Regions from separate parts of the Homo sapiens genome. Here region 2 is linked to region 1. A link is a contact called in ENCODE Hi-C or POLR2A ChIA-PET data. All regions are on one chromosome and are shown on one strand. Each heading gives the region's core, a stretch centred on a gene start or an enhancer-like site at or near the end of the contact. The rest is flanking DNA. Distances are from core to core; before and after follow the strand shown.

The links. Hi-C counts contacts between places; a loop is a spot of excess contacts on that map. ChIA-PET counts read pairs that join two places held with the same protein, here RNA polymerase II (POLR2A). Pooled maps may share reads with other maps.
Region 2: a pooled map shows a loop between it and region 1 (2.5-fold over the local background). The contact joins the enhancer-like site here to the promoter of DLGAP5 in region 1. A Hi-C loop is called at or near these places in 3 of 50 pooled maps. POLR2A ChIA-PET finds 5 or more read pairs at or near these places in 3 of 52 experiments (K562, activated CD4-positive, alpha-beta T cell and naive thymus-derived CD4-positive, alpha-beta T cell).

Annotation. Positions count from the first base shown.
Region 1 is chr14:55,188,044-55,194,564 of GRCh38, reverse strand. DLGAP5 (DLG associated protein 5) reads left to right here and starts at 2,980. Exons shown (of 19, transcript NM_014750.5): 1 at 2,980-3,102; 2 at 5,385-5,623. The coding sequence starts at 5,386. It overlaps LOC105370508 (a long non-coding RNA gene), which reads right to left and starts at 2,892. Exons shown (of 2, transcript XR_943888.3): 1 at 2,763-2,892. RefSeq lists enhancers at 2,684-3,236, 3,237-3,790.
Region 2 is chr14:55,456,255-55,462,651 of GRCh38, reverse strand. No RefSeq gene overlaps it. Among named protein-coding and RNA genes, the nearest start is that of TBPL2, 19 kb to the right of the region's middle. Within about 2 kb of position 3,676, at least 4 of the 41 ENCODE cell types and tissues checked have a DNase peak (open chromatin) inside an H3K27ac peak, as active enhancers do.

The DNA of each region.
Region 1 (6,521 bases), core at 1,731-4,230:
GTGTGGTGGCGGACGCCTGTAATCCCAGCTACTCAGGAGACTGAGGCTGGAGAATCACTTGAATCTGGGAGGCAGAGGTTGTAGTGAGCTGAGATTGCGCCATTGTACTCCAGCCTGGGCGGCAGAGACTCCACCTTAAAAAAATAATAATAATAATAATAAAAAGAACTTCAGGTAAATTGCTAAGATTTCTGACTCCAATCCCTGGCTCCCAGACAGCCCAGCTCTGGGAACAGCCGGGGCCTAGGGGAACTCACTGCCATGATAGGTGCTGGCTTAAGGTCTGATCCAGCACAGTCCCAGTGGTGGTGGCCACAGTGAGCCACCACCCTCAGTTCCAGCTGGCTCAGCAGAGAGAGACATTCCATTTATTTCGGAGCAAGTGAGTGAAAAGAACAAGAGTCTCTGCCTGTAATTCAGAGAATTCTTCCAGATCTTTGCCAAGACTATCAAGGTGGTACCTCTACAAGTCTGAAAAAACCACAGCATTATTAGGCTTGGGGCACAAGTCCCTTCAAACACCCTGAAAGCCTTCCCAAGAAGGACAGCCAAAAACAAGCCCAGATTGTGAAGACTACAATAAATACTTAATTTTTCAATGCCCACACACCAATGAACATCTACAAGCATTAACACCATCCAGGAAACATGATCTCATGAAATGAACTAAATAAGGAACCAGGGACCAATCCTGGAGAAACATAGATATAGGAACTTTCAGGCAGAGAATTCAAAGCAGCTGTTTTGAGGAATCTCAAAGAAAATCAACATAACACAGAGAAGGAATTCAGAATTCTATCAGATAAATTTAACAAAGAAGCTGAAATAATTTAAAAGAAGCAGAAATTCTAGGGTCAAAAAATATAATTGACATGCTGAAGAATGCATCAGAGTTTCTTAATAGCAGAATAGTTTTCTTTTCTTTTTTTTTTTTTGAGACAGGTTCCTACTTTTTTGTCCAGGCTAGGGTACAGTGGTGCGATCATAGCTCACTGTAACCTCAAACTCCTGGGCTCCAGTGATGTTCCCACTTCAGCCTCCCAAGTAGTGGGACTAGAGATGTGCGCCACCATGCCCAGCTAATATTGTATTATTATTATTATTATTATTTGGTAGAGATGGGGTCTTGCTATGTTGCCAGTGCTGGACTTGAACTCCTGGCCTCAACTGATTCTCCCATCTTGGCCTCCCAAAGTGCTGAAATTACAGGTATGAGCCACCATTCTCAGTCTCTTTTTTTTTTTTTTTTTTTTTGAGATGGAGTCTCACTCTGTCACCCAGGCCAGAGTGGAGTGGTGCGATCTCAGCTCACTGCAACCTCCACCTCCTGGATTCAAGCGATTCTCCTGCCTCAGCCTCCTGAGTAGCTGGGACTACAGGCGCGCACCACCACACCCGGCTAATTTTTGTATTTTTAGCAGAGACGGCATTTCACCATATTGGCCAGGGTGATCTTGATCTCTTGACCTCGTGATCCCCCCGCCTTGACCTCCCAAAGTGCTGGGATTACAAGCGCAAGCCACAGTGCCTGGCCAGAAGGGTGAACATTAGAGACTGACAACCCCACGTGCTGGAAAGCATGTGAAACAAGTGGAACTCTTATATGTGGCTGGTGGGAATTGTAAAATGGTACAACCACTTTGGAAAACTGCTTGGCAATTCCTTACAAAGTTAGACATGGGTGACGGCACCCGCCTATAGTCCCAGCTATTCAAGAGGCCAAGGCTGCAATGAGCTATGATTGTGCCACTGCTCTCTAGCCTGGGGGACGGAGAGACCCTGCTTCTAAAAAAAAAAAAAAATTTTAAGTTAAACATACCCAGAATGACCCAGAAATTCCACTCCTGTATTTCCTCAAGATAAATAAAATATGCCCACAAGGACTTGTACGAGAATGGTTATAGCAACTTTGCTCATCATCACCAAAAATTGAAAGCAATACAAATCCATCAACTGGTGAATGCATAAAGTATTCAATGGAATGCCTCTCAATAACAAACACTACTAACTTCTGGTTCACGCAGACCCAAAAGAGTACCTATCACCTTCATTTTTATAGTGCTAGAAATAAGAGGAGTGGTTGCTGATGTGGTGGGAGATGGACAGGAAAGAAACAGGCCACTCTTCTGAGTGATGGAAATGCTCTACGTCCTGATTGGGTGGTAGTTACACAGCTGTTTACATTTACCAAACTCATCAAATTGTCCACTGGGGGGGAAAAACTATTATTTTCACTGTATACGAAAACTTCGCCTCAACAAAAAATGAACTAAAAAAGAAAAAAAAGGGGAGGGGGGCTGGCGACGTTGAAAAGTAACGCTAAACTATGTAAGGATTTGATAATTGGGGTAAGCCTTTTCTTTAAAACGTCTAGTAAAGAAAACATTCCAAGAAGGTCTGCTAGATTCTGTGACTAAACAAGGACATTAAAAAGCCCTGAATCCAGCTTGGTCAACGTAGTGAGGCCCTGTCTCTACGGAATTTTTTTAAAGTTAGCCAGGCGTAGTGGTGCGCGCCTATAGTCCCAGCTACTCGGGAGGCTGAGGTGGGAGGATGGTTTGAACACAGCAGCTCAAGGCTGCAGTGAGCAGTGGTCGGTGCCCACTATACTCCAGCCTAAGGGACAGAGACCTTGTCTCAAAAAAAAGAAAAAAGAAAAAAAAAAAAAGCCTTGCGAGCTCTGGGGGAGATTTCCCGCAGCCCAGCTTTGCCAGGGACCCAGCCTCACCCCTCGGGCTCCACCGCCCACTCCCGCCCTTCACCTGACGTGAGCGCCCCGACTGCTCCACTCCTTCTCATCCCGCGTCGCGGTCCCGCCTATTTTCCCTCTCTCACCCATCTTTTGAACTGGCCCTTCACCTTTCAATCAATTCAAATATCGCACGGAGCAAACCAATCGCAAGCCTCGTTGAGTGGAAGGGGTGGGATCTTCCCCGGAAGTGTTGGTTAAAGCCCCTCCAATCAGCGGCTCGGTGCGGCAAGTTTGAATTTCGTGGAGGCTCGGGTTGTGAGGGTTCCTGCTTCGGAGTCGGCGGTGGTCGTCCAGACCGAGTGTTCTTTACTTTTTGTTTGGTTGAGGTTTCACGCTAGAAGGTGGCTCAGGTAGGTGGGTGCTGGAGAGCTGGACGGAGAACACTGGCCCGCTTCCGTTGAAGGTCTAGAAGGGTCTGAGGACCGGGGGCTGCGAGCGGGAGCAAGTCAGAGGCAGGCTCCTTTAGGACCGTGTTACCTGCCCTTCCCGAAGCTGATAATGCGAGCCTTTAGAAGAGTCCATATGTTTGCCCTGACCTCTGTAATAGTCAGCGTTTCACCACCGGGGCGTAATTGACCTTTGGGGTGAAACTGTTCTTCACTAGCTCCGACATTAAATTCCCGTAGCTCTTCCCAGGTCCCATGGCAACTAAAAACGCCCGGTTGAGAACCTCTAGTCAAGCAAGATTAACGCATTCTGGACTTTCAAGCTGGAGGAAACGCCACTCAGCCAAACAAAATTTAGGTGTGTGTGGAGCCAGGGCTGCCTTGCTTGGGATCCCAGCTTCACCACCTTTTAGATATGCTAATGTGAGCAGTTAATTGACCTCATCTGTATGAGAGCGATAATAGTTAACTACCTTTCAGGGTTATTCTGATAATTGTACCTTTAATGTTGTCCTCGCTCGCTCTTTCTCTTGCTGTGGATAGTGCTATCCTGTATTTAATACATAAGTCTTAATTTTTCTTCAATCTTTAGCGAATTAATATTGCAGGAGATAAATAGTAGAAGACAGTTCTTTATGAAAAGCACAGTCCATTGTCACTTTCCTTGGGTCTTAGAGGAGAATGTTATTAGCATGCAGGTCAGACAGATTCTCGTTTTTTATATTTTGTTGATTGCTTAGAATCATGTAACAATGTATTGCATTACTTGTGCCAATTTTTCTATTATCTGGAGTTTTCTAGTGGATTTAGTTAATTCTTGTTGAAGAATATACCATAGTGTGTCTATCACAGAGCCTCCCCCTTACCTTTTTTTGTTTTTGTTTTTTAACTGCCAAGACTTCTGAGAATCAGTATCCTTTCTCCAGTTTGGCTTGGTAGTTCTCTATACCAGCTACACAGGTGACCCCCTCAAACTTTCTAATTTTCTTTGTTCTCCCTAGTTGGATCTACTGACGTCGTCTTTATTGTCCTCTTTTGTTTTGCTTGAATACATTCTCAAAGATCTTTCCAAGAAAAAGGCATGTGCCAATTAAACTATATGATTTTGTGCGTGTGTGTGTGTGTGTGTGTGTGTGTATGGCTTTTCTTTTTTAAAATTTATAGAGACGGGGTCGTGTTATGTTGCCCAGGCTGGTCTCAAACTCCTGGGCTCAAGCAGTCCTGCCTCGACCTCCCAAAGTGGTAGGATTACAGGCCTAAGCCACCGTGCCGGCCTAAACTGTATGATTTCTTGTATGGATGAAAATAATGGAGCAAACTGATAGGGTTATTGTGAACTATATATTTGGTCTTGTTCTGTTTTCTGGCAAACAACTACTAAAATCCTTGGAGTCTTCAAAGTGGTACCTTTTTGTATGCTAATGATTGACTGATAGCTGGATGCCTCTAAATAGCTTCAGGATTGGGGCTGGTCACTAGACAGACCAAGGCAGGATTTCTCGAGAGTTGGCATTTTCAGCCCCACCTCACAACCTCTGGGGAGGGGAGAGGAGCTGAAGGTTGACTTGATCACCAGTGGTCAATGATTTAATCACTCATGCTTATGTAATGAAGCTGCCATAAAAACCAAAAAAAAACACCTGTGTTTGGAGAGCTTCTTAGGTGAATACATGAAGGTTCCTAAACAGTGGTGCTACCTGAGAGAGCATGGAAGCTCCTTGTTCCTTTCCACATACTTTGCCCTGTGCCTCTCTATCCAACTCTATCTGTATCCGGTTGCCTATTGATTATCCCTATATGACTAATAGGTACCTGGTGTGGGGTTTTTGTTTGTTTTTGGTTTTCTTTTGGCTTTAGAAGAAATGTTAGACTACCTGCATTCCTCATCATGGGTAAGGAAACCCTTGTGTACATGGTCCTTCACTTAACCTATTTTCACCTTTATTTCACGCTTTTCTTTTTGCAGTGTTCTCTGTGGTAAGCCCAGAGCCTCTTTTATTCTGGACTATCACTTACTGGCTTTCTCTTCACTGGTCAAGCAAGTTCCTATTTAAAACCCCCAAATAGGTAGCTTCTTATTCTCTGATAATCTTCTTCTCACTTTTCAGTGTTACATATTTATTTCATTGCACATTTTATATTTTTATTTCAGAAGGCCCTGAAGTGGGACAGGAAATGAACTGTAATCTTAATTTTTTAAATAATGAAAATTCATGTAAGTTGGGTTTTGTCCTTTTCCTTGACAGGATGTCTTCATCACATTTTGCCAGTCGACACAGGAAGGATATAAGTACTGAAATGATTAGAACTAAAATTGCTCATAGGAAATCACTGTCTCAGAAAGAAAATAGACATAAGGAATACGAACGAAATAGACACTTTGGTTTGAAAGATGTAAACATTCCAACCTTGGAAGGTAGAATTCTTGTTGAATTAGATGAGACATCTCAAGGGCTTGTTCCAGAAAAGACCAATGTTAAGCCAAGTAAGTAAAGGTCTGTTGTAATTTTAAGTACTTTGAAGAGTGAATAATAGTTGGTTTAATGCCTGTGTGAGTAAAAAACTCTGGCCAGAAGAGTTTTGAAATACCATTCTATAAATAACTTTCCTTTTTGGTCTTTTTCCTTTTTTTTTTTTTTTTTTTTTTAAATTACAAGAGACAGGGTCTCACTGTGTCACCCAGGCGGGAGTGCAGTGGTGTGCTCACTGTAACCTCAAATTCCTGGGCTCAAGGAATTATCTTGCCTCAGCCTCCCAAAGTGTGGGGATTACAGGTGTGAGCCACCGCGCCTGGCCCCTTAATAACCTGTTATCTACAACTAACTACTGTCTTTAAGGCAAAAGCCTTTACCTGTGGAGTATTATAACACTTTATTATCTATATTGCTTCATAGAAATCCTAAAGTTCTTACGGAGCTTGGGTAGGATAAGTGTTGACAAGATAAATTGATAAGAAATGTAAAAATAGAATAATTAAAGAATCCATGAAATGAGAGTACTTTGTCAATGGAAACATTAGTAAGAAAAGAGCAAAGAATTCATCCTTGCAGTTTGCCCAGAAGGATTGGGACCATTAGGATGGAAAGAACCAACTAAAGAAGAAAGGAATAATCTCAGAAAAAGATGAAAATAGAGCATCTTAGAAGGCAAAGGATGCTACAGAAAAGAGAAAGCAAACTGAGAAATGACTTGTGTTTAGTCAGGAGTCACCCTACTCCTATTTGTTGTGTTCATATAGCAGGCGTTAGGAGCTAGATGGCATTGAAATAATGCTAGGATAAATAGGGAATGGCAGAAAGAACCAAACATTTTTTATCTGAGAAAGGGTGGTTCCTTTCTCATCTTGTCCTCTCAAATGCTCCATTTCTTAACCAAAAATCTTT
Region 2 (6,397 bases), core at 2,427-4,926, 270 kb before region 1:
CATACAATGCTGGTGGGAATGTAAAATGTTACAGCCTCTAGGGGAGAAATTTGACAATATCTAGCCAAATTACAAATGTGTTTTCTTTGGCTCAGTAATTCTGTTTCTAAGAATCTGTACCAAAAATACATGAGCAGAAATACAAAATGACATTTGCACAAAACTGTTCATTGAAGCACTAGTTGTAATAACAAAAGACTGGAATCAATATAAACGTACGTCAGCAGAATATTGATAAATGATGGTACAGCTATGTAATGAAGCAGTGCACAGTTGGAAAGAAGTGAGAAAAGTCTCTATATACTGCTATGGAATGATCAAGATGTATCGTTAAGTGAAGATAACAAGTTCTCAAACATTGAGAATATTCTACCTTTTGTTCCTGGAAATTCTCTATATCTTGATCTGGGTGATAGCTACACGAGGTGTATAAATGTGTAAAACTTCACTGAGCTGTACATTTAAGATGAGCACACTTTACCATATATAACATCCTAATAAAACATTTTTTTAAACTAGATAGGAGCAAATTGAGGAATGCATGGAAGAAGAAATGGAGACAATGAGAATTTTGTCTATGCAAAGGCAGGACTAGCTAGAGAGAATGTAATGTCAGAGGAAGGTTTTTCTTTCCTTCCTTTTCTCCCTTTCTTCTTTCTTCCTTTTTAAAATGGGACTTAAGCATATCTCAAAGCTGATGGCTGATGAGAAAGAGCAATTGAAAAGTAAGATTGAGTCTATATAAGAAAGAGAAGGTGGGCCAGGCACAGTGGCTCACGCCTATAATCCCAGCACTTTGGGAGTCCGGGGTGGGCGGATCACAAGGTCAAGAGTTCAAGACCAGCCTTGCCAACATAGTGAAACCCCATCTCTACTAAGAATACAAACATTAGTCAGGCGTGGTGGTGCGTGCCTTTAATCCCAGCTACTCGGAAGGCTGAGGCAGAAGAATCACTTGAACCTGCAAGGAGGAGGTTGCAGTGAGCCAAGATCATGCCACTGCACTCCAGCCTGGGCGACAGAGCAAGATTTGGTCTCAAAAAAAAAAAAAAAAAGAGAAAAAGAGAGAAGGTATAATCAATACTACAAGGTGTTTGGAAAGTTGGGAGGGTATGAGAGTCAAAATTCCCCAGAAAGGTATTGTTCTTAGATGGGGAGAAACATTTTTACTGTCCCAACAGGGGAGAAGGAGGCTAGAATGGGGATCGCTATAGGGAGTTTTCAGAATTAGGAACACCAGGCCCTAAAGGAGATAGGGCATGCAGAGGGAGTGGAGGGAGGTGGTTGTGGAATCCAGGAAGCAGAAAAGCCTTGGAATAGTCATTACAGTGAGTAGGAGAGTAAAAAGTAAGCTGAACAGGGAAATATAGAAGGATCATCAGCTATTAGTTGGGTTTCACCAAACCCAACTAAGAGATAGGATAGAAAGGGCCTTTAGATCATTGACCAGGTATGTTACTAAAACAATGTATCATGCAGTCTAAGGTGATAAGCAGGAAATCAAGACAGCAGGAGACAGAATGATTAGAAGTAAACAGAAGTCCGCAAGGATTGGAGTTCCAGTGAGGTTGACAAGTGGTTGTACTGGGACTGGTTGAAAGCAGGCTGGCAGGAAAAGATGCTGTGGCCAGAAAGGGAAAGCTTGAACTGGTGATTCCGGGCATGTTGGGTGATGGTAGACCCCAAAATGGCCATGGGTTTGGAAGGCTCATGTGAAATGGAGGCTGGGCGTGGAGGTTCATGCCTGTAATCCAAGCACTTTGGGAAGATGAGGCAGGAGGTTCGTTTGAGTCCAAGAAGTTCCAGACCAGCCTCGGCAACATAACGAGGCCCTGTCTCTACTAAAAAATAAAATGTTAGCCAGGTGTAGTGGTACATGCCTATAGTCCCAGCTGCTTGGGAGACCAAGGTGGGAGGATAGCTTGAGCCCAGGAGGTCAAGGCTGCAGTAAGCTGTGATTGCATCACTGCCTCCAAGCCTGGGCAACAGACCCAGGTCCCATCTCAAAAAAAAAAAAAAAAAAAAGAAACAAAAAACTAAAATAAAAAGAAATAAAAATGAAGTGAGATGGAGATCCCCACCACACACAGATTAAAATCTGAGCCAGCAGTTCCCAAAGTGTTTTCTACAGAACATTGCTTGACAAAGGGCTTATGCACTAATGACACATTATTAAAGTTCTGATATATCTTGAATCAAAGAATCCTATTTACTGTGTTTAACCAAATATTCCCTGAACCTTTGAATTACTAAATTTTTTTTGGTTCAATATTTATCAGCAGTCTTCTAAACTAATGTTCTTCCAAACACACTTTAGCAACTTTCTGCTTTGCATGTAACCTGCTGAAACTCTAACATTAATGGAATGAAGTGAATAATTATCACAGCAAGTGATCATTTTTTAATATCTGGGTTTTTTTTTTTTTTGGTTTGTTTTTGTTTTGTTTGAGACAGAGTCTTGCTCTTTCACCCAGGCTGGAGTGCAGTGGTGCAATCTTGGTTCACTGCAACCTCCGCCTCCCGAGTTCAAGCGATTCTCCTGTCTCAGCCCAGTAGCTGGGATTACAGGCATGTGTTACCACACCCAGCTAATTTTTTTTGTATTTTTAGTAGGGATGGGGTTTCACCATGTTGGTCAGGCTGGTCTCGAACTCCTGACATCAAGTGATCTGCCCGCCTAGGCCTCCCAGAGTGCTGGGATTGCAGGCATGAGCCACTGCACCTACCCTTTAATATCTGCCTTAATGTATTTTGATATGAAAATATGATTTGCCTAGCAAAAGCATGTAAAAAAGTACAACATATGTTTCATTAGGATAATAATGTTAGGTTTACCATAATTTGCTATGAAGATAAATAACAACAGTGTTGTATTAGATCATTAGAGTTGGGATTTAACCATGATTATCTTAGTCCTTCATTAATACAACTATTTTGACCATTAAGTAGCCTTCTCTTAAAACTAGTTACATTCCTGCTACAGAAAAGGCATTAAATAATAAAGGTTCTGATGTCAATCCCATCAAATATGTATTTCTATTCTTTAAGCCTCATAAGAATTCTACCACATATAGTAAGAAGAGTAAAGAAGAGCCATTAAAATTAATATAAAAGGTCTCCATTTTCTTTCACTTCATTTCTCGGACATTTAAGATCAATAACAAAAATTAGGTACCTGATGTAAACTGTTTTAATGCTGTTGCTGCCCCTCTCTGAGGAAGAATTAATACTTCCTCTCCGCATTGACATTTTGCTTAGCCAATGAAATGTGAGTGGAATTGACTTGGCTCACTTAAAAGCAGAAGCTTTAAAGAGCCAGCTTATTGTTCGCCCATGTCCTCTCTCCCTCTGCTACGAGAGCAGCAATATTCCAGGTAGAGGCTGCTCCGTCAGCCTGAGTCCCTGAATGAAGGGGATATGGAGCAGAACTTCAGGTGATCCTGAAAGGACACGTGTTATGAGCAAGAAATCAACCTTTATTCATGTTAGCTACCAAGATTTGGGTGTCATTTTTTACCATTGCATGACTCAGCCTATTCTGACTAATACAGAAATCACATTGTCCACCCTATATTCATTTCCAAACACTAGCAACTGTTAATGAACACAAATAGAAGTCATCACCAGAAGCATAAAATTCCCTCCACAGAATGTCTAGAACAGTGATGGCAAATTGACTTAATCTCTCATATCAGCTCTAATGAACTCATAACGATGGCCTGAGTCAACTCTATAGAGAACGGTTCTGAAACCATGACCTTGCCTGGCAGGAAAGAGTTATCGTATTTATTAGTATGTTTCCAGTAGAAGGAGGGGTAATAAGCTGTCCATCCCTGGCCCATGAGGCACAACCTGTCCTCACTATCATTTCTGTTTTTTTCTGATTTTGTACAGGAGGCATTGTTTTTTAAATATACCCAGAAATAACAGAAACTAGTGCATAAAACATTTAGGCTAATAAATAATTTCATTTAACTGATGAAAGGAAGAGAAAAAAAGTGTTACTATCAGAGCTGACCACAGAATTCCTCCTCAGCAAGAGAACTGTCTTTGTTAGAAACATCTCTAGTGGACTTTTTAGTTATTAAGATGGCCCTCTAGACCAGGCCTGGATGGTTGGCCTGGGGAGGAAAATAGTGAAACTTTTATATCAGAAATGCACAGTGATTTTTGGAGTTGGAGCTGAATGAGCCATGAAGAAGCAGGGAAAATCCCAAGAAGAGGGCCAGAAGGTGTCCCACTGCATGGCAGGAGGCTGTGGGGAAGGCAGGACACAGGATGCGCCCTCAGAGGACAGAAAGGCTGAGGACTTTTGAGAACTGGGATGGTTGAGTATGCAGTTCAAAGTGTTTTACCCTTCTATTCTGTAATCTAACATCCCTAACCATGACCACACATGCGCACACATACAAACACACAATTATGGGTTGAATTGTGTCCGCTGAAAATTCATATGCTAAAGTCCTAACCCGCAGTGCCTGAGAATATGATCTTATTTGGAAATAGGGTCATTGCAGATATAGTTAATTAAGATGAGGTCATAGTGAAGTAGGGTAGACCCCTAATCCAATGTTACTGTGGTTATACAAGGAGGAAATCTGAACACAGACACTCACACGGTGACAGCCATATGAAGACAGGAGTGATGCTGCCACAAGCCAAGAAACTACCAGAAGCTGGAGGGGAGACCTGGAACAGATCCTTCCCTAGCACCTGTTAGAAACAGCATAGCCCTGCAGACACCTTCATCTCAGGTGTCTAGCTTCCAGAACTGTGAGACAATGAGACAAGAAATTTCTATTGTTTAAGCCTCTCAGTTTGTGTTACTTTTTATGGCAGCCCTAGGAAATTAACACATATGCACATGCACAAACATGAATGCACACACACTTATGCACACATATGCACGCACACACACATGCACACACTCATACGCACACACACTCATGCACAGACACATGCACACATGCACACACACTCATGCACACACATGCGTGCACATACACACACCGGTGCCCAAATCTTCATTAAAGCTTGCACCACACGCACAGCCATGACCAGTGGCAGTCTGGAGACTGAGGGGTTTGTATGGGAGTTGAGTAAGTACATAGGCTATGCAAAAGGAACGAGATATGCAGAGGCAGAGCCCAGAGTAGATGCCAGAAAGGCAGTGGAAGCAGAGACTCGTGGCAGAGGGAGCACAGGTTCCTTTCACATGCCCCACTAGCAAGAATTCTCAGAGCTATTGGGCAAGTATTGAGACGGAGCAGGGACCCCTCTTAAGGGCTTGCAGCACCCTCCTCCACCCCCAACCCCAAGCAGGGAAATAAAATCTTGAGTTCCTTCAAGGGAATTTACAGTCACCTAGCTAGCCTTGACAAGTAAATGAGCAATTTGATAAGCAAGACGGTAACAGTAGCTTAAAACAATAGCCAAGGAAGTTAGAGTCACACGAATATTTGGTTCCCAAGAGAAACTAAAGATAACACCTTAGCATATATTCTTGAGTTGTTTTTCAGAATTTGGACCTCCACTAAATGGGTACACTGGTACAGAGACCTCTGATAAGGGGGAACTGAGGACTGAACTCCGACCGCTGTTCTAAACTTCTTTCTGAGGCTCCGGAGGTGCCGGGATTGCAGACGGAGTCTGGTTCACTCAGTGCTCAATGGTGCCCAGGCTGGAGTGCAGTGGCATGATCTCGGCTCGCTACAACCTCCACCTCCCAGCCGCCTGCCTTGGCCTCCCAAAGTGCTGAGATTGCAGCCTCTGCATGGCCGCCACCCCGTCTGGGAAGTGAGGAGCGTCTCTGCCTGGCCGCCCATCGTCTGGGACGTGAGGAGCCCCTCTGCCTGGCTGCCCAGTCTGGAAAGTGAGGAGCATCTCTGCCCGGCCGCCATCCCATCTAGGAAGTGAGGAGCGCCTCTTCCCGGCCGCCATCCCATCTAGGAAGTGAGGAGTGTCTCTGCCCGGCCGCCCATCGTCTGAGATGTGGGGAGCGCCTCTGCCCCGCCGCCCGTCTGGGATGTGAGGAGCGCCTCTACGCGGCCGCGACCCCATCCAGGAGGTGAGGAGCGTCTCTGCCCGGCCGCCCCGTCTGAGAAGTGAGGAGACCCTCCGCCCGGCAGCCGCCCCGTCTGAGAAGTGAGGAGCCCCTCCGCCCGGCAGCCGCCCCGTCTGAGAAGTGAGGAGCCCCTCCGCCCGGCAGCCGCCCCATCTGGGAAGTGAGGAGCGTCTCCGCCCAGCAGCCACCCCGTCCTGGAGGGAGGTGGGGGTCAGCCCCCGCCAGGCCAGCCGCCCCGTCCGGGAGGGAGGTGGGGGGGTCAGCCCCCCGCCCGGCCAGCCGCCCCGTCCGGGAGGTGAGGGGCGCCTCTGCCCGGTCGCCCCTACTGGGAAG